Linked DNA regions of Homo sapiens: region 2 is linked to region 1. A link is a loop called in an ENCODE intact Hi-C map of the cell type or tissue named here. Cell type or tissue: CD4-positive, alpha-beta T cell. All regions are shown on one strand. Each heading gives the region's core, and the rest is flanking DNA. Links, peaks and the distances in the headings are about the cores only.

Evidence for each region. Hi-C counts contacts between places; a loop is a spot of excess contacts. Peaks named below come from ENCODE experiments on the same cell type or tissue, not always from the same donor. Only the 100,000 strongest peaks of a DNase experiment are listed, where the experiment ranks them.
Region 2: it touches region 1 in a loop (4-fold over the local background); 3 of 110 quality-filtered maps call a loop at or near these places.

The regions. Positions count from the first base shown.
Region 1 is chr10:4,844,087-4,854,779 of GRCh38, forward strand. AKR1E2 (aldo-keto reductase family 1 member E2) reads left to right here. Exons shown (of 10, transcript NM_001040177.3): 9 at 3,062-3,144; 10 at 3,402-3,976. The coding sequence ends at 3,444. Among named protein-coding and RNA genes, the nearest start is that of AKR1E2, 23 kb to the left of the region's middle. RefSeq lists an enhancer at 5,611-5,905. In CD4-positive, alpha-beta T cell, for the core only: a CTCF peak has its summit at 5,766 (motif pointing right); DNase peaks (open chromatin) are centred at 3,617, 4,645 and 5,745.
Region 2 is chr10:5,868,711-5,879,403 of GRCh38, forward strand. It overlaps ANKRD16 (ankyrin repeat domain 16), which reads right to left. Exons shown (of 8, transcript NM_019046.3): 7 at 9,387-9,577. The coding sequence ends at 9,420. Among named protein-coding and RNA genes, the nearest start is that of ANKRD16, 16 kb to the right of the region's middle. In CD4-positive, alpha-beta T cell, for the core only: a CTCF peak has its summit at 4,929 (motif pointing left); a DNase peak (open chromatin) is centred at 4,951.

The DNA.
Region 1 (10,693 bases), core at 1,721-9,720:
AAGCCGCGGACCCTTGCGGTGAGTGTTACAGTTCTTAAAGGTGGTGTGTCCGGAGTTTGTTCCTTCTGATGTTCGGATGTGTTCGGAGTTTCTTCCTTCTGGTGGGTTCATGGTCTCACTGGCTTAGGAGTGAAGGTGAGGACCTTTGCGGTGAGTGTTACAGCTCTTAAGGTGGCGCGTCTGGAGTTGTTCGTTCCTCCCGGTGGGTTCGTGGTCTTATTGGCTTCAGGAGTGATGCTGCAGACCTTTGCGGTGAGTGTTACAGCTCATAAAGGCAGTGTGGACCCAAAGAGTGAGCAGCAGCAAGATCTATTGCAAAGACCGAAACAACAAAGCTTCCGCAGTGTGGAAGGGGACGGGAGTGGGTTGCCAGTGCTGGCTTGGGCAGCCTGCTTTTATTCTCTTATCTGGCCCCACCCACATCCTGCTGATTGGTCCATTTTACAGAGAGCCGAGTGGTCTGTTTTGACAGGGTGCTGATTGGTGCATTTACAATCCCTGAGCTAGACACAAAGGTTCTCCACATCCCCACTAGATTAGCTAGATACAGAGTGTCAACACAAAGGTTCTCCAAGTCCCCACCAGAGTAGCTAGATACAGAGTGTCGATTGGTGCATTCACAAACCGTGAGCTAGACACAGGGTGCTGATTGGTGTGTTTACAAACCGTGAGCTAGATACAGAGTGCCGATTGGTGTATTTACAATCCCCTAGCTAGACATAAAGGTTTTCCAAGTCCCCACCAGTCAGGAGCCTAGCTGGCTTCACCCAGTGGATCCCGCACGGGGCCGCAGGTGAAGGCGCCTGCCAGTCCCGGGCGGTGTGCCGGCACTCCTCAGCCCTTGGGTGGTCTATGGGACCTGGTGCCATGGAGCAGGGGGCGGTGCTCGTTGGGGAGGCTCCTGCTGCAGAGGAGCCCACGGAGGGTCAGGGGAGGCTCAGGCATGGCGGGCTGCAGGTCCCGAGCCCTGCCCTGCGGGGAGGCAGCTAAGGCCTGGCGAGAAATGGAGCGCAGCGCCGGTGGGCCAGCACTGCTGGGGGACCTAGCACGCCCTCCTCAGCCGCTGGCCCGAGTGCTAAGCCCCTCATTGCCCAGGGCCAGCAGGGCTTGCCAGCCGCTCCGAGTGCCGGGCCCACCAAGCCCACACCCACCCGGAATTCGTGCTGGCCTGCAAGCACCACGCGCAGCCCCGATTCCCACCGGCGTCTCTCCCTCCACACCTCCCCGCAAGCTGAGGGAGCCGACTCCGGCCTCGGCCAGCCCAGGAAGGGGCTCCCACAGTGCAACGGTGGGCTGAAGGGCTCCTCAAGTGCCGCCAAAGTGGGAGCCCAGGCAGAGGAGGCCCGGAGAGCTAGTGAGGGTTGTGAGGGCTGCCAGCATGCTGTCACCCCTCAATGGGGGCTGCCAGCATGCTGTCACCCCTCAATGGGGGCCTGGCCTAAGGTGCCCTCTGTGCCCTGCAGGGCAGCTAGGATTGCCCCTGGGAGGACATAGGCTGGGGAAGATTATCTGACCCTCCCATGGGAGGAGCCACCGAGTGAGCAGCTCAGCAGGTGGCAGGGGGCCACATCGCCCCAGTTCTGCCCTTCTGCCGTCGTGGCTCTCAATGCCCGGGATCCCCATGGCCTAGCAAAAGTGAATGTGACACGGGGACCTTGGGCCCAGCTGAGATGCCCCCATTCCTCTGTTAGGTCTGCTACACACTGAGGGGAAATGCCATCCTCAGGCAGTGAGACAGGACCAGGCTGACGTGAGACCTGAGGGCCAAAGCCGAAGTGATCTGATGGCTGAGGACAGACAGCAGCGGCGGGTTAGGAGGGGCCGGAGGAAGTGCTTATGCTGTCAGGAGGAGGTGGGAGCCAGGTCCACAAGACTCACCAGGGAGGAGAAAGGCATCCAGTGCAGGGGGCTGCCCCGGCCCGCCCCCTGTGGCCCCAGTGCCGCTCAGAACTGCTGCTGCAAGGCTGCCTACCCTTTATAAGGAGTCTTCTAGAACTGCTTGCTGTTCCCCTTAAACCCAAGAATCCGCCTACCCCGGCCCCAGCACTCCCCACTACCTCCAGATGACACGCTGAGGCTACTTTCTCCTGCCCTCAGGAGGGGAAGGCTCTTGTGGGGAAGAGCCTGGGGTGCTCCAGGTCCTTGCATTGGAATCACTCAGTGCACCCCTCCTCCCGCCGCAAGACAGCCACTCTGCCAGGCCGGGGTGGATGCTGATGCTGTGGCCATGGGTCCTGTTCCTCAGTGTGTGGGGACAACAAAAGGGGAGGGAAGGGCTGAGAAGAATACTATTTTCAAGGAAGAAAAATGGATCACTCAGAAAATGTACTCTGTGATATGGGTACTGTTAGAGTTCATAGTCCCAGGGCCAAGTGGGTCCCTAGTTGGCAGGTGTATGGAACAAATTGTTTTGTTGGGGTTTTGAGGGGTAGCAGAGTCAGTGGGAAAAATTCTGTGCCATCCTTTTTTTTTTTTTTGAGATGGAGTCTCACTCTGTCATCCAAGCTGGAGTGCAGTGGTGCGATCTCGGCTCACTGCAACCTCCACCTCCTGGGTTCAAGCGGTTCTCCTGCCTCAGCCTCCTGAATAGCTGGGACTAGAGGCATATGCCACCATGTCCGGCTAATTTTTAAATTTTTAGTAGAGATGGGGTTTCACCATATTGGCCAGGCTGGTCTCAAACTCCTGACCTCGTGGTCTGCCCATCTTGGCCTCCCAAAGTGCTGGGATTACAGGCGTGAACCACCGCGCCCAGCCGCTATAACTTTTAACAATTCCCATATGTCCTTTATTCCACTAAGATGAGTGCAGTATATATTTCCATCTGTCCAAGGCTTCCTAAATGTAGCCAAGGCCAAGCCAACACCAGTCACATGATCAAAATCAAAGGGCATTTGGGGAATCCAGGCTGTGATTCAGGGAAGTTCCAAGTGTCTGATGAAGTGTTTGTTTTACATCTTTGTGTCCCTTGCAGGTCTAGCACTGTGCTATGTAGGTAACATGTGCTCCATTAAATGTGAATTAAACTAAGTTTTCTACAAACATTGTGTTTTGGTTCCAGGTGTTTGATTTTGAATTAACACAGCACGATATGGATAACATCCTCAGCCTAAACAGGAATCTCCGACTGGCCATGTTCCCCATGTAAATATGGCTCCTTCTTTTTAAAACAGAGGGAAGAATATACAGATTGAATGATTGGTGTCTGAATAGGTATTTATCATACACATTTTAGATTAATTAAACTTTCTCATTATAATTCTTTCCTGTTTGAAGATGAGCCACTGAATGAAGCTAATTTCATGCACTGGGGAGTTTAAAAGTATATACCATTTAAAATGTTTCTCTTAAAAAATAATCATTCTTTGTTCCTATTTTTGATTTGTTTTTCTGTTTTTCAGAACTAAAAATCACAAAGACTATCCTTTCCACATAGAATACTGAGGACGCTTCCCCTTCCTTGTTTCTGCTCAGCCCAGATGCACAGACACTATTGGCAATGTTGACCCTCCTCTGTCATCACAGCGCCAGGGCAGCTGTGCCTGGGACAGGAGCCACACAGTCAGAGGGGGATGTAAGAGCCACCTTCTCTGACAAATCTGGAGAATTGAGTGTGTTCTAAGTGAAGGCAATGGGGTTTCTCCAAGACAGCCTGTGTGGCCTCTACTCTGAACAAATACACTGATGAGTCATCAGTGAAATTTGCCTTCACATTTTAAGAAAACTTTATCTTATGGAGTTATTTAAGCCATCTACAGAGCTGAGGAAACAGTGTAATGTGTCTCTGCCCCATTGCGCAGCTCCACCCATTGTGCCCCAGGCCAGCCCGCGTCACCTACACTTCCTTCTGTGCCCTGCCAGTGACCCCCAGGTTATTCTAAAGCAGAGTCCTTCCCTTCCCCCAGTGAGAAGGAAAATGGGATAAGTCTGGGACACTGTTTCAGTTCAATAAAGAGGCTTTTTTCTTCCTTAAAAATCTGAATTTTAATTTCTTTTTTTTTTTTTTTTTGAGACAGAGTCTCACTATGTCACCCAGGCTGGAGTATAGTCAAGTGATCTCAGCTCACTGCAACCTCCGCCTCCTGGGCTTAAGTGATCCTCCTGCCTCAGCCCCCCAAGTAGCTGGTTAATTCCTAAATACTAGTTTTTAATACGGTCTTCTGATAAGTCAGATTATACCTGGGGAACCCCCATAGCGGAGATGAAATACAGCTCACTTTCTCACATCTGCTCATTCAGCCTGTTTAGATTCATGTATCAGAAGGAGGCCCTGCAGAGCATGGTGTTCACGCCCAGGCGTTGGTAGAGGGTGTGGGTTAATGGACTTCCTGTGGTCCAGACGCCATGATCCCTGTCTTTGCTGTCTGCTCAGTGAATCTGGCCTAGCTCCTGTGCCCTGGGATTCATACCGGATCTCCAGGGATATAACTTCTCAACTCACAGGCCCTTGGCTCCTATTCAAAATGAGTTAAGCCAGAAAGAAATTGATGTCTACTCCATGGTCTCTTCCCGCTTCTTGTGTCCCCCACATCAGCCTCCAAACAAGCCTCTCATTTCCTCCTCCCTCTGCATCAGGTTCAGGGAAGATATGGAGGTGTTGCCCAGTGGCTGAAGGGGACTGTTTGGGGACAGTTCCCCTCCACATCACTTCCCATTTTCACTCTATCACAAGCAGGCCAGCTGAGTCAGAGGTGTGGGTTCTGCAGATAAAAGTTGTGCTTTTCTAGCTCTGTGATCCTGAGCAGACTGCCTCACCTCCCAGCCTTCAGTGTCCTTGTCCACTCAGTGGAGGAATTGCAGCACCTCCCGGTTGTGGAGACAGCATCTGGCCCAAGTTATGTTCTAGGAAGAATGCATTGTTACTGCGACCAGTATCATTGCCATTGCCTCATTCCTCAGTTTCTCATCCACCTCCCTGCCCAGCCTTCCAGATGTGCAGGGATGTGTAGAAACCTTCTAGCTTGGCCTCAAGAGAGGACTTTGCTGCGGGTGTCACCAAAACGAAAAGACATGACTGGTGCAAGAGCTTCATGGGAGCCTCGCCCTAGTGGGGGTAGGATTGAGGGTGGGGTGTCATGGTTTGACCAAATTTCCAGGGAGAGTTTAATCAGAAGACTGTTTACAAAGGACTGAGGAAATGGGAGAGTCTCTTGACCTTCCTACGATCAGGCCCTGTCCACCACCATGGACCTTTAATTTTTCCATGTTCGTGACTCCTTATCATTCATTAGCTGTGTGACTTTGTGCAAATTACTTAACCTTTTAAACCTTTAAACTCTTTGTCACTGTCTACCTAGAGGTGTTAGGATTCAGTGGCATAGTGCCATGCAGCAGGTGACACAGTCATCTGCATGTAGCACTCTTGTGAACACATGCGTGTGTAGGTGTGTGACTTGTATTTTATCTCCCACAGAGTCAAAAATCTAACTGCTATTTTGTGAATTTTCCTTGTCACTTATACTTAAACCATTGTTCATTGACCTTAAAAGTAGAGAGTAGAATGGTGGTTACCAGAGGCTGGGGAGGGCAGGGGTGGATGGCTGATGAGGAGAGGTTGGTCAGCAAGGACACAGTTGCAGTTGGGAGGAATGAGTCTCAGCGCTCCATTGCACAGTAGCGTGAGTTGGTTAACAGTAATACGTCAGGTGTCTCACGATAGCTGGCCAATGAGGATCCACTACGTTATTTGCATTTCATGGATTTACTTCCAGCCGGCATGAAAACTGAGTGAAGCTGGCCACCAGGTGGCGCTGGGAAGCACTTAATGGTCCAGTGCATCTGCGGCTCTTAACAGGAGATGGCAGCCTTTTACTGTCTTTGATTTTAAGACCTCTTCAACTTTGTACAATCACAGTGAGGAAGGAAACAATGGATAGCAAAAATAGGCAAACACTGGGCAACTGCAAAGCTTAAAAAGTTTCACAGAAGTTACGCAGCCTCGTTCTTGAGCAGTATTTCCCAGTTCCCTTTTCAGATGGTAATTGATAACCCGGCCCCTCTTGTCTGTTCATTCTGAGTGGAGCTGACAAGCCCTCCCCTTCTTTGGTTCCCTGCTTTTCTCTAGGGAATGTGACTTCTGTGTAAGTTCTTCCCCACTCTGGGGCCTGGAGACCAAGGTCCACAGAGGAGGTGTAAACGTGTGCCCTTAAGGGACCCTCTGCGTCAAATGATTGTGGGCATCTCTCCTGACTTTAAGACTGGGAGATACTCAGATACTCGTTTCAGTAGCTGCTTCTCCTCATTGGCACTTTCGTATTTTATTTGAATGGAAAATCCAAGGATAAGTGGTAATCAAAGGCTTAAAAAGCTGGAAACAGATTCGGGAGGTGTGGATGGGCATCAAATGGGCATCAAGGAGCAAGAGACCTTGGGGAGGATGGCAGGGCCTCGCTGACTGATGGCAGTTTATGTTTGATTGTTTTGAGAAACTGCCAACTGTTTCCCAAAGTGCACAGGCTTACAGTCGCATCAGCAATGTGCGAGGTTCCGGTTTCTCCACACCCTCGCCAGCATTAGTTTTGGTCTGCCCCTGTTGTTGTTACAGCTGTTTTAGTGGGTGTTCAATGGTGTCTCATTGTGGATTTCATTACAATTCCTTACTGCCTAATGATCTGAGCATCTTTTCATGTGCTTATTGGCCATTTGTATGTCTTTGGTGAAATCCCCCATGGCATTCCTATGAGTTCACTGTGGGTGCCGCAGGGTGACTATGTGCACAATCTTGGAACTGTGCATTTAGACACTATTTATTAGTTCCCAACTTTAATCAATGATAAAATTCGCATTTTAGCACGTTTATTTCTCCATCTTTTCTCTTTCTTCCATTTCTCCTTTTCTTCACACAGACATCTAATATGCACCTTAAACTTTATGTGTCTAAAACAATGCTTCAAGCTCAACCCCAGCTCTCCAACAAGCTTTCTTTATTGTTATTCCTTAGTTATAAAGATGAGGGAGACTTGGTCTTGCCCTTAAACACCCAAGTTGAAATGGGAGAGGCACGCATGTGGAGGCGATCACAGAACAGTGACATGTGATGCGACCAGCTCTGGCTGGGTTTGGGCACATTTTCATTTTATATCATGAAATTGATCAAGACCCTGTGTCTTCATTGTGTTCCTTTTTCTTGTTATGCAGCATATTTTCACAGGACTGAATTCTTTTACGTATCCATACACTGGGGCAAATCAACTATCCAGACCTAGGTTAGCAACATTAGATGATGTGACATCCACCATACTGTGGTCATTGTCACTCCCGGTTGGATTCTGCTCTGGGCAGAGAGGGCTAATGGGCGTGACTCTAGGCCCAGTTTCCATAGCCTGGCAGTCCTCACTAGGAGGCTAGAGCTGGACTGGAAGCCTGTCTTCACCAACTGGTTTCTGGTACTTTGAACACATGGAGAACAAGGAAAACTACAATTTTTAATGTGCACTTCTGTCACGTATCGCCTCTGCCACTTAGAATTATATCCATGCTCCAACACCAATCCCTCCCTAACATTAGCTAGTACTAACTCGATGCTTTCTGTGTGCCAGGTACTATTCTATAAGTATGTTACAGGTTTTAACTGAATCTTCACAGAAAGGTAGGATTTACCATTATTTCTGTTTTATAAATGAAATAACCAAGGAATAGAGAAGTTAAGTAAATTACCCGCAAATACCCAGCTAGTAAAGTGATGTAAGTAGAATTTGACTCGGGAAATCTGGCTTCAGAGGCTGGGCTTTTAATTACATACCATGTGGGAAACAGTTAACTAGGTACTCTTTCTCTTGGAATTAATCTTTTTAAACTATGTAAATAAGAGGGTGAGACTTTTGGTGTTGATTCCCGAGAAGATAGGACACATTCCACCCCACAGGACTGGCATGTGGCCCAGTGACAGTGCCAGACCCTTTGAACACACAGCTCCGTTCCATGTGACGCCAGTGGAAAATCAAACATTTCTTGGCAGTATTGACGAGTATTTGGATGAAAGAAACAGAAGAGCTCATTAAACCTGCAAAACTCTATTCCAATGGTGACCAGCATTACTTCACCTGGGAAATCATTGAAAAACAATTACTGTGAGACTGGATTGGTGAGTCACACGAGTTCAAGCCATTATATGCTTAATTTACTTCCAGCCCTGATTTTAAACAGAGGCGGTATATTTAAATCAGAAGGAGATACGGAAACAGCAATTTCTTGGCTAGAAAAATCAGCATCTCTAGGGGGAAGTGGAAAATTCTCAAAGAGCTGAAGAGCATGAAAAAGGCTCCTTCTCTTGTCAAGATAGATCACGGCCCTCATTAGTGAAGAAGATTCTGCAGGCACAAAGGGCCCTGAACAAATGCTGGGCAACAACAGAAACTGTGGTGCGATTAATTCTTGTAAAATAATAAGACAGAAATAGCTCCATCAATGGAAGGAGAATACCGTTAGCTAGAGACTACCCAAAGGAAGAGAATCTCTGAAATTAAGTTAGATTAAGTGGGATTGAGTTGTGACAGCTGCAGGGACAGACCTTCACCACTGTGCCACCCCACCTGGTGTCTAATGAATTTACGCTGAAGCAGGTTAGGACAGTTTGCAAGCAGAAAATACAACAGAGATGGATTGGCAAGGTCTGCTGGAATTGCTGCTGCTTTTTTATTTTCATTTTATTTTGTTGTTTTTGTTCTAAAAATATTTTATTCTTTTTTTTGGCTTACACGGCAGAAATCCATTTTCTCACAGTTTTAGAGGCTAGAAGTCTAGGGTCAAGGTGTTAACAGATTTGGTTTCTTCTGAGGCCTCTCTCCAGGACTTTTCCTTCTGTGTCCTCACATGGTCTTCCTTCTGTGTGTGTCTGTGACCTTGAGGGATATTTTAAAGCTGAAGAGATAAAAGAGGTTGTGGGGCTATGTCTTAAGACAAAAGAACATTTAGGAAACCTCAGGAAATGATCAGAGTGGGATAGATGTTACTAGAAGAAACAAAGAAATTGAATTCAATTAGGAGTTAGAATCATTTACAAAGCAATGGGGAAAGTAAGCCCCTAAAAACTATTGTAGCATATAGTAACCAGAGCCAAACTCTCATAATATATTCCCCAAGGCAAAAGAAAAATATTTACAAGATTGGCGTTGTTTTATATGTTTGCAAACTTATTTAATAAGTCTGGCTTTGTAGATTTCATATCTGAGTCTGCATTCAATCAAAATGTCTTGGCTAAACTTCATGAAAAAACCCCAGCCTCATAAATTAGTAGTTGGAAAAAGGAGGCATATTTAGAGCTTTTTCAGATAATTGTATTTCTTTGATACATTAGACTGGACACACAGTAGTTTGTTTAAGGTTAATTGCAATATTGCAATGAGGAACTTGTTGCCAAAAAAAAAAAAAAAACCAAACTCTGTAAAATATCTGAAGAGATTGATTCTAAGCCAAATATGAGAACCATGACCCATGACACAGCCTCAGGAGATCCTGAGGACATGTGCCCATTGTGGTCTGGTTACAGCTTAGTTTTATATGTTTTAGGGAGACATAAGACACCAATCCGTATAAGTGAGATAGACTTTGGTTTGGTCTGGAAACATGGAACAACTGAAAGTGGGGACAACTGTCAGAGGCATTTAAATCAGAGCAACTCCACCTTGAATAGGGGCTGAGTAAAATGAGACTGAGACCTATTGGGCTGCATTCCCAGATGGTTAAGGCATTCTAAGTCACAGGATGAGATAGGAGGTCACACAAAATACAGGTCATAAAGACCTTGCTGATAAAACAGGTTGCAATAAATCCCCCAAAACCAAGATGGCGATGAGAGTGACCTCTGGTCGTCCTCAATGCTACACTCCCACCAGCGCCATGGCAATGTCAGGGAGCTACCCTATAGGGTCTAAAAAGGGGAGGCAGAAATAATGTACTCCTTGTTTAGCATATCATCAAGAAATAACCATAAAACTGGGCAGCCAGCAGCCCTTGGGGCTGTTTTGTCTATGGAGTAGCCATTCTTTTACTCCTTTACTGTTTTTTTTTTTTTTTTTTTTTTTTTTTAGACAGAGTCATGCTCTGCTGCCAAGGCTGGAGTATAGTGGCACTATCTCAACTCACTGCAAACTCCACCTCCCGGGTTCAAGTGATTCTTCTGCCTCAGCCTCCCGAGTATCTGGGACTACAGGTGCATGCCACCACATCCAGCTAATTTTTGTATTTCTAGTAGAGATGGGGTTTCACCATATTGACCAGGCTGGTCTTTAACTCCTGACCTCATGATCTGCCCACCTTGGCCTCCCAAAGTGCTGGGATTATAGGCATGAGCCACCGCACCTGGCCTACTCCTTTACTTTCTTAATAAACTTGCTTTCACTTTACTCTGTGGACTTGCCCTGAATTCACTCGTGCGAGATCTAAGAACCCTCTCTTGGGGTCTTCTTCCAGACCCTTTGCTGTAACATCTTTCTTGTGACCACTGAAGGGACTATAGTGAGGAACCCCCCGCCCCGACCCAGAGGCTAACTTTGGGTAAGTGGTGGGTGGGGTCCAGTAACATTTTTCTCATGAACCACAAAAGGGCTGATACTGAGGAGACCTCCCACCCAAAGGAAATAGACTACAGCAGTGATCAGCGGACTTTGGGTAAGTGGGGTGTGTATACCCAGGTAAAGAATGGGATTTGGTAGCAGGCCTAACTTAGGGGAGTTAGGGTCTCTCCTAAGACAGA
Region 2 (10,693 bases), core at 1,165-9,164, 1.0 Mb after region 1:
TGCTGCTACTCACTCTTTGGGCCCACGCCACCCTTAAGAGCTGTAACATTCACTGCGAGGGTCTGCGGCTTCATTCCTTAAGTCAGCAAGACCACGAACCCACCAGGAGGAACAAACAACTCTGAATGTACCATCTTTAAGATCATAACACTCACCGCAAGGTCTGTGGCTTCATTCTTGAAGTCAGCAAGACCAAGAACCCACCAGAAGGAATAAATTCTGGACACAATACCACAAAAAGACAAAGAAAGCAAAGGTGCGGGAAGAAACTTTTGGACAAGTTTGTCCAACCTGTGGCCCAGGTGGCTTTGAATGTGGCCCAACACAAATTTGTAAATTTTCTTAAAACATTGAGATGTTTTGCGATTTTTTTTTTTAAAGCTCATCAGCTATCTTTAGTGATAGTGTAGTTTATGTGTGGCCCAAGACAATCATTCTTCTTCCAATGTGGCCCAAGGGAGACAAAAGATTAGATACCCTGCTTTTGGAGGCGAGGGATGTGTTTATTGCCTTGGCCGTGGTGATAGTTTCCTGGGAGCACAAATATGTCTGAATTAATCAAACTGTATATATCAAGGATGTGCAGCTTTGTGTACCAATTATACCTCAGTAAAACCATTACAAAAAGGAAAAGAACAAAGGAAATGCAAATTCCTAGAGTCCACCCTGGACCTACAGGCCCAGCTCTCTGGGGCTGCCCAGCCACCTGTGTCCAGCAAGGTGGGGGCCTGAGAAGCACTGCCCAGGCCTTTGCTCCCCTAATGGACTATTTCACCCTTCCCTAACTCGTCAGACCTCCCATACCACATCCTCACTCTCAGCTGATCACCTGCTTTCCTATTTCACTGAGAAGTCGAAGCACCTAGAAGACAGCTTGGTGTTTCCCAGCACCAAGGGCCCCAGCTCCTGCTCAGCACCCTTCTGCTCAGCTTTCCCTCTTGAGGCTGGGGAGGAACCGGCAGGGTGAACGCGAGTATTTCTCCTCATGCACAAGAAGCTACTCAATGCAGCAGCTATGGCCGCCCCTGGGAACTAGCTGGAAGCAGCTGGGGGTTGCTGGGGGGAGGGGTGGGTGGGTGGGAATCTGCATCTTTAATAGTTTCTAATTTCAACTTTTATTTTAAATACAGGGGGTACATGTGCAGGTTTGTTACCTGGGTATATCGCGTGATGCTGAGGTCTGCAGTAAGGATCGCATCACTTAGCATGGTATCCAGTAGGTAGTTTTTTTGACTGGCCCCCGCACCCCTGGACTCTCTCCCTCTGAGAATCTGCATTTTTCTTTTTTTCAGGATCCCTAGGTTTGAAGGAATCTGCATTTTAACAAGACTCTAGTTGCTTCGTACAGACATTAGACTCATTCCTCCTCCTCACTTTCTGTTGGACCATTCTCTCAGCAATCTGTAAACTGTAATCTGCTCCATTAAAAAAACCAAAACATCGATCCACATCCCTCTCCACTGCTTCATTTGCAAGCTCCAGGTTCTGCCTTCCCATTCTCTCTCAAACCTGCTCTGATCTTTGTCCAGCTCCTCACCGACCCCTTCACGGAGGCCCCCAGTGCACCTGCGCAGTGAGGTCAGCTTCGCAGGGGCCCCCAGTGCACCCGCACAGTGAGGTCAGCGTTGGCTCTTGGCCTCTCTTCCCTGCGACTCTGCCCGGGCACCAGCCAGTCCTCATTCCCTCCCTACTGCTTTTTTTTTTTTTTTTTGAAACAGGGTTTTGCTCTGTCACCCAGGCTGGAATACAAAAGTGCAATCATAGCTCACTGCAGCCTTGACCTCCTGGGCTCAAGGAATTCTCCCACCTCAGCTTCCTTGGTAGCTGGGACTACAGGCACACCACGCCCAGCTAATTTTTTGTATTTTTTGTAGAGGCAGGGTCTCACCATGTTGTCCAGGCTGGTCTCAAGCCATCTGCCCGCCTTGGCCTCCCAAAGTGTTGGGATTACAGGCGTGAGCCACGTGCCTGGCCATTGCTATTTTTAAAATGTTGTTTCAATTACCCCCAGGGTGTCACTCCCCTTCAGGATGCTTTGGGCCTTCCAGAGTAGGAAGAGTAACAAGAGACCTGGTTCACCTGTGGTGAAGCCAGGAGAGGTGTCATGTTGGTTGAAATGCCTGCAGAACCCTCCTGTTGCTGTGCTCAGGCCAGAAGCTGCACAGAGCATGGGCCGATAAATGCATCCACTCCCCGTGCTTTCCCAGGAGCGCCCAGGCCTGTCCTCAGTATCAAGTCAATCACATTTTCAGCATGGTAGGAGGAGGCAGGTTCTGCAAATGCTGCAGGGTGGGTTAATCACACAGGCCAATCAAGTCCCTGTCGTCACCACGATTGGCAGAGGCCAGCCCTCACTCCCATCTTGTTTCCTTCTCAGTAAAAATCATGTCACGCAGCCAGGCTTGGTGGTTCACGCCTGTAATCCCAGCACTTTGGGAGGCCAAGGTGGGCGGATCACCTGAGGTTGGGAGTTCGAGACCAGCCTGACCAACATGGAGAAACCCTGTCTCTACTAAAAATAGAAAAATTAGCCAGGTGTGGAGGCGCACGCCTGTAATCCCAGCTACTCAGGAGGCTGAGGCAGGAGAATCGCTTGAACCCGGGAGGCAGAGGTTGCTGTGAGCCGAGATTGAGCCATTGCACTCTAGCCTGGGCGACAGAGCTAGACTCCAACTCAAATAAATAAATAAATAAATAAATAAATAAATAAATAAATATCACACCACATCACTCTTTCCAACTGAAAGAGTGTAATTTAAAAAAGTGTAAAAACTGCCAAATGTAAGTCCACATTATTATCCATTCTTGTAGGAAACGTAATAAATGTGCTCCACAAATCCCCCACCCTCCTAGATACTGGCATTGAATGAGGCGCCCACGTGGGCTCTGCCCTGAACTTTTCTTCCTTCTTGCCCTTCTTCTTTCCTTCATGCCTCTGAGAAGGAAACTCTCCTTCTGCATCTGGAGCTGAGCTCCCCAAGGGCTTCTAAGCCTACTTCCCACACCTTCCGAAGAGCCTTATCCCACAGAGCCCTCACTCCCTCACCGCTGGCTTCCTCCCTCTGTGGGCTCCTTTCCCAGTCTGTAAACATGCCACATGCTCATCCCCTCACTCACCCTCTCGGAGAAAACTACTGTCCTGTCAAACTGCTTTCTTCTTTCCTTTCCTTCACCACACAATGCAGCCAAGGGTGCAGAGAGTTGCTCAGGCCCCTGTGCAGCCCATATCTCCCACCCACTCGCATGGCCCAACCTCCAGTGATCAAATCCAACAGCCGTTTCTGTCCCCAACCTGCCGCCCTTGCCTCCAGTTGAATTTGACAGAGATTACTCTGTCTACATCTTAAAAAAACGGAAACCAATGAAAGAGGCAACACACAAGACTCAATATGGACAGTAATACGATGGAGCATAAGACGGCCATGAAACACGACATTCACAAAGTTTTAAAGAGCATTAGGATTTGCTTGTAAAATAAAGTTAGAGGGCCAAGTGTGGTGGCTCACACCTGTAAACCTAGCACTTTGGGAGGCTGAGGCGGGCGCATCACTCGAGGTCAGGAGTTTGAGACCAGCCTGGCCAACATGGTGAAACCCTGTCTCTACTAAAAATACAAAAATTAGCCAGGCATGGTGGAGGGCGCCTGTAATCCCAGCTACTCAGGAGGCTGAGGTATGAGAATTGCTTGAACCCAGGAGGTGCAGGCTGCAGTGAGCCGAGATTACGCCACTATACCCCGGCCTGGGTGACACAGCAAGACTGTCTCCAAAATAAATAAATAAACAAAGTTAAGGGAAAAACTGCACGTGCAGCATCAGCTCAACCGTATGCATTTTATTTATTTTTTATGTAGGTATTTTTTTTGAGATGGAATCTCACTCTGTTGCCCAGGCTGGAGTGCAGTGGCGCGATCTCAGCTCACTGCAAGCTCCACCTCCTGGATTCACGCCATACTCCTGCCTCAGCCTCTCGAGTAGCTAGGACTACAGGCGCCCGCCACCACACCCGGCTAATTTTTTGTATTTTTAGTAGAGACGGGATTTCACCGTGTTAGCCAAGATGGTCTTAATTTCCTGACCTCGTGATCTGCCCCCCTTGGCCTCCCAAAGTGCTGGCATTACAGGCGTGAGCCACCGCGCCCGGCCCTGCATTTTATTTTTTATTTCTTGAGAGGGAGTCTCACTCTGTCACCCAGGCTGGAGTGCAGTGGTGTGATCTCGGCTCACTGCAGCCTCTGCCTCCTGGGTTCAAGCGATTCTATGCCTCAGCCTTCCAAGCAGCTGGGACTACAGGTGTGCCCCACCACACCTGGCTAATCTTTTTTTTTTTTTTTTTCTGAGACAGAGTCTTGCTCTGTCGCCCAGGCTGGAGTGCAGTGACATGATCTCAGCTCACTGCAACCTCCGCCTCCCGGGTTTAAGCAATTCTCCTGCCTCAGCCTCCCAAGCAGCTGGAACTACAGTCGCATGCCACCATGCCCAGCTAACTTTTTTGTATTTTTAGTACAGACAGGGTTTCACTGTGTTAGCCAGGATGGTCTCGATCTCCAGACATCATGATCCGCCCGCCTCGGCCTCCCAAAGTGCTGGGATAACAGGCATGAGCCACCGTCCCCAGCACGCCTGGACAATTTTTGTATGTTTAGCAGAGATGGGGTTTCACCATATTAGCCAGGCTAGTCTTGAACTCCTGACCTCAAGTGATCTGCCCGCCTCGGCCTCCCAAAGTGCTGGGATTATAGGTAGGGGCCACCGTGCTCAGCCCTATATGCATTTTTAAAGACTAAGGGAAAATAAGAGTGGTTCCATCTGGGTGGTGGAACTATAGATTATTTTTGTTTTCTCCTTTACTATCTTCTGTATTTTACAATAGGCCTTACAAACAAAAGTCTGGGAGATTAAAAGGGACATTTTTCTGGTCTGCCACCTGCTGGTGGATTCTAGCAACGTCCTGGGTTAAATTAAATTCAGTGCTTGCTCCTCCCTCTTCTCACTGTCTGAGCACCCTCCCTATAGTTCCCTCCAGCTTCTTTAGCCTGACTTTTGCCATCTCGTTTCCATTTTGTGATCCTTTCCCTCTTGTCTTGTGTATTTTCTCGTGTAAGTTTTTTTGGTAATATATGTTAGGTCCTCGCTATTTTCAGGTCATTACAATTTTTACCTCTTTGCATCTCTTTTCAGCGACTTCTGCTTTTTTTTTTTGAGACGGCGTCTCGCTCTGTTGCCAGGCTGGAGTGCAGTGGTGATCTTGGTTCACTGCAACCTCCAACTCCCGGGTTCCAGTGATTCTCCTGCCTCAGCCTCCCAAGTAGCTGGGATTACAGGCGGGTGCCACCACGCCTGGCTAATTTTTGTATTTTTAGTAAAGACGGGATTTCACCATGTTGGCCAGGATGGTCTCGATCTCCTGACCTTGTGATCTGCCTGCCTCAGCCTCCCATAATACTGGGACTACAGGTGTAAGCCATCGTGCCTGGGCGAGACTTCTGCTTTGATTGAGCTTAGTAACACACACTCACCATGGGAGCGGGTGTGCTTTTAGGACAAGCTGACAGCCCTGGTGGAAGTGGGTGTTAGTTAAGGCAATCAGAAATCCTGGCAAGTGTAGTACGTGCTCTGGGAGGCAGGTTAAGCCACAATTGGCAATCAATGCCCTTGGTCACATTAGTGAGAACGCCCTGGCAGCCATGTGGAGGGTGGATTTGAGGACTTGGAGAGGTGTATTTAAGACATGGCTGCCACTCTCTAGGAGGAGAGTGAGAGAGCTTGGGCAGGAGTCGCAGTAGGGATGGTGTGGAACAGGCAGATTAGAGAGCCGCCCAGCAGCTGTCCTCTGCAGGGACTCCTTAAGAGGGAGGAGTCATGACTGACCCCCAGCTTTCCAACACAGGTTGGGTGAGCTGTGATGCCACCAACCAAGGCAGGAATGCAGGCCTGTATGTCAGTGGGTTGTGGGGAAGGCTGGGTTTTGAATAAACTGAATGTGAGATGGCCTCAGAACATCCATGCAGAAACGTAAGCAGGCAGTGGAAAGTAAGGGCTAGAGAGAGATCTGAGTGTTACTGACATTAGGGTGTAGCTGAAACCCGAGGCATGGACGACAACGCTTCAGGAGAAAATCCAGAATGACGGAGATGCTGGAGACAGAAGCTGGTACGCATGAGCACGGAGGGCCAGCCTGACAGAGGAGTGCAGAGGCAGAGAAGGAAAAGGCAGAAAGAAAAACCCAGGAGTGCATTATTGCATGTGGCAACAGTCCAGAAGGGGTAGTGATCAGTAAGTGAACTGAAAGGGTCAGTAATCTAAGGGCTAAAAGTACATCACTTGAAATGGCAAGCAGGACGTCACTGGTATCTGAAAGGAAGAGTCTGCACAGAGCAGCAACAACGACGCCAGACTGCGGGGGGTGGGAGGTGCCTATGAGCTGAGGGTATCAAGTAGAGACTCTTCATGAAAGTGTGTATGGGAAAAGATGCTCCAGAGGGAATAATAATGAGAAGGGGCTGCAGGGTGCAAGAGTCAGAGGACAAAATGAGACAATCTAGGTAAGGGCTTAGCACACTATCTCGCATTTACTAAGTGCTCAATGCACATAAAGGGCTTTTATCGCCCATTCATTAACTATATAATAATTTTAAATTTAAATGACAAAAATCAGTCCAAGGAGCCTGCATACCAGTCGGGGAGAAAAACAATCAACAAAATAAATAAATTATATGGTACATTTGCTAATAGCAAATGCTAAGAAGAAAAAATAAACTGGGGAAAGAAGATATCAAATGTTGAAGAAAAGGACACAATTTTAGATAGGGTGGCCTGGGCAGGCCTCGCTGAGAAGGTGGCTTGTAGGTAAAGACCCAAAGGAGGTGAGTAAAGTAACTATAATTAGGGAGTAATAGAAAAATATTAGTTATCATTGCCAGAGCATTCTTCATATATTATTGTTATGGAAACATCTGGTTATTATTCTATTATTGCTACTCTCTTTGCTGCAATTAATGTTCTTTTTTTTTTTTTTTTTGAGACAGAGTCTCATTCTGTCACCCAGGCTGGAGTGCAGTAGTGCAATCTCGGCTCACTGCAACCTCTGCCTCCCAGATTCAAGCGATTCTCCTGCCTTAGCCTCTCAAGTAACTGGGATTACAGGCGCCTGCCACCATGCCAGGCTAATTTTTTTGTTTTGTTTTGTTTTGAGATGGAGTCTTGCTCTGTCACCCAGGCTGGAGTACAGTGGCACGATCTCGGCTCACTGCAACCTCCGCCTCCGGAGTTAAAGCGATTCTCCTGCCTCAGCCTCCCAAGTAGCTGGGATTACAGGCGCATGCCACCACGCCGGGCTAATTGTTGTATTTTTAGAAGAAACTGGGTTTCACCATGTTGGCCAGGCAGGTCTTGAACTCCTGACCTCAGGTGATCCACCCACCTCAGCCTCCCAAAGTGTTGGGATTACAGGCATGAGCCACCGCGCCCAGCCCACGATTAATGTTCTTATAATCACTGCCATCTCTGGGTGTTTAGTAGTTTCAGCAGTGGCATCCAGTAACCACGGTTTCTATTACAAAGGTGCGTGGAATCTAGGAAAACCGGGGACAACAGTGTAACATGCTGTGTCATCATCATCAGCTGGTTTGTAAGGGCAGAAGCAAAGCCAAGTGGAAGCTGATCGTGCACGCAGCTGCTGCAAACACAAAGCTGCTCATGTGTGTGCTGAGGGGAAAGAGGGCAGTCCCAGACTGATCTTTCAGTCCCACCTGTACACGTGAAATAGCCGCACAACAGGACCATCTTCAGACCTAGAGGGCATTGACGCAGGCATCTCTGGAGGAACAGAAAAGTGGTAACTACATCTCAAATCAGTGCAGATGGAGAGTGTGTAATTTAGAGGTCACAAGACAGGAGTGTTTCTACCAGAACACTGATTTGGTGGTTAGAAACAGGAATCCGCTGATGCCATCTGGGAATAATTAAGACGAACGGGAAATTCTTGCTCTGTGCCAAACCGAGCCCAACGCTGAGAGTAAGGTGGGTGTGTAATAAGCACTTACTGGATCACACTGAATAAGAGGATTCAATGTTGCTTGTGACTGATGCATACAATGATTAAAAAGCCTGATCTAGACTAATAATTATTCTTTGCAATTCAGAGAGAAGGATCAAAAAAGGAAAAGAAAGAAAAGGAAAAAAAAGTAGAAAAAGAATCTAAATGCCTGAGGACTCATCCTATCTTTACTCCGTTTAAGAGGCTATAATATTTTTTAAAGCTAAATGTCAAGTGTTTCATTCCTTAAGTCACAGGCTTCCGTGGGTGGATGGGACAGGCCAGAAAAATGGGTTTTAAAGACAAAACCCCATTCTTAAACTCAGGTTAACAGAAGTTTTGTAAATATCTTAGTTACATTTTCTTTTTTTCTTTTTTTTTTTGAGACGGAGTCATGCTCTGTCGCCCAGGCTGGAGTGCAGTGGCGCTATCTCAGCTCACTGCAACCTCTGCCTCCTGGGTTCAGGCAATTCTCGGGCCTCAGCCTCACTGGTAGCTGGGACTACAGGCATGCACCAGCACAGCTGGCTAATTTTTGTATTTTTAGTAGAGATGAGGTTTTATCATGTTGGCCAGGCTGGTCTTGAACTCCCGGCCTCAAGTGATCTGTCTGCCTCAGCCTCCCAAAGTGCTGGGATTACAGGCACGGGCCACCATGCCCGGTCCTTAGTTACATTTTTTACATGTATTTATTACTTGAAGGGGGTCAATACTGAATTTATCTATTAAAACAAACAAAAACCCTCAAGATTAAAACTTGATAGCTTAACTAGCAGTGCTTAGAATATATAAAAGTTTTTATTAATTTCTTGTAAATGCCTGTGTAAACAGATTATAAGTATGTCCTTCTTGGCTACGAAACCAAAAGTGAACCATTGTAATGGCCAAGTAAAAGCTTATGAAGGAAGAAATTAAATGGGCCAACTGCATTTTATAGCTCAAGCTAATAGCAACGTATGTGATATTTTTGTTATTATTATCACAGCCTTACCATGCAGCAGTTACTATAAGATATTTCATATGTTTGTGAAAGTGTGTATGCTATATTATATTCATGCATGGTACATGCTTCTCTAAGGATCCCACAGCCTGATCGCGCAAACGTTATCTATTCTACTTTAAGAGTACAAAGAGTGAAATATGGACTACGGGAAGATTATGACTGTGCTTGGGACTCCATAATGTGCCTGTCATGGAGCTGGGAACTCAGCCCCCTGATCACTGGGAACTCCTCAGCAGGAGTGGAACATGCAGGATGAGGGAAGGGAGGAAGTGGAGGAGATGGAAAACTGGCTTCCAACTGGTTTCGCTGAATCTGTGACTGACTTAAGAAGCAGGATATGAATTACCATGCACTTTATTGCCTCCTCTTGGAAACATCCTTATGTCATTGCGCTATGGCCAGAGCCCTGAAGGACATCTGCTCTCCTTGGGAGCTGCTGAGCCAGGGTGCCCGTGATGTCTTCAGAATCCTTCAGTCCCGACTGCAGGAGAAACTTGGCACAGGCCAAGTGCTGACCTGCACAGGCCAGATGCAGGGCTGAGGGGTGACAAAAATCACATGGACTTAAAACACAATCCCTGGAGCAATACTGACCTCATGAGTTGATAGTGCCCAATAAAAATATCAATTCTTTCAATATCTTCCGTAATCCATCTTCACAACTTCACCTATACTAGATCAAAATATTTTTGTTTCTAACCTGATTGGGTTGAAAATAGTTTTAAAGATAACAAAACCAGTTAGAGAGGATTTAAGAAATTTATCTAGGCTGGGCGTGGTGGCTCATGCCTGTAATCCCAGCACTCTGGGAGGCTGAGGTAGGCAGATCATGAGGTCAAGAGTGTGAGACTAGCCTGACCAACATGGTGAAACCCCATCTCTAATAAAAATTAAAAAATTAGCCGGGCGTGGTGGTGCATGCCTGTAATCCCAGCTACTCGGGAGGCTGAGGCAGGAAAATCGCTTGAACCCAGGAGGTGGCGGTTGCAGTGAGCACTGCACGCCAGCCTGGGTGACAGAGCAAGACTCTGCCTCAAAAAAAAAAAAAAAAGAAAAAGAAACTTATCTAAAGCAAGAAGCAACAGAGCAAGTTAACAAGATATAGGATACATCCTCTTCATACGCCTGAATGCTCTGGAAACACACTTTAAATGGTACAAAAAACTTTCTAAAAGGCTTATTGAATTTGCTTTGTAAGTAAAAATATCACCACAAATAATCACGTAGCCAAAAAAACACTTTTGAACAAGCTTCCCACTCTGGGTGCAGAAATCAGCACTGAGGTTCCTGGTGTGCTGAGTTCAGGGGCACTGGTGATTCTGCTGCTTTCCCTCCAGCAGAGAAGCTGTGTCCCTTCCTGGGCAGAGCAGCTGCCCTTTCCAGCCCTAGAGTGAGTAGTTAGGTACCTGCGAGTCTTTGAAGCATCAGAAAGATCCCACTAGGCCAGGCGCGGTGGCTCATGCCTGTAATCCCTGCACTTTGGGAGGGCGAGGTGGGCAGATCACTTGAGGTCAGGAGTTTGAGACCAGTCTGGCCAACATGGTGAAACCCTGTCTCTACTAAAAATACAAAAATTAGCTGGGCATGGTGGTGGGCACCCGTAGTCCCAGCTACTTGGGAGGCAGAAGAATCGCTTGAACCCAGGAGGTGGAG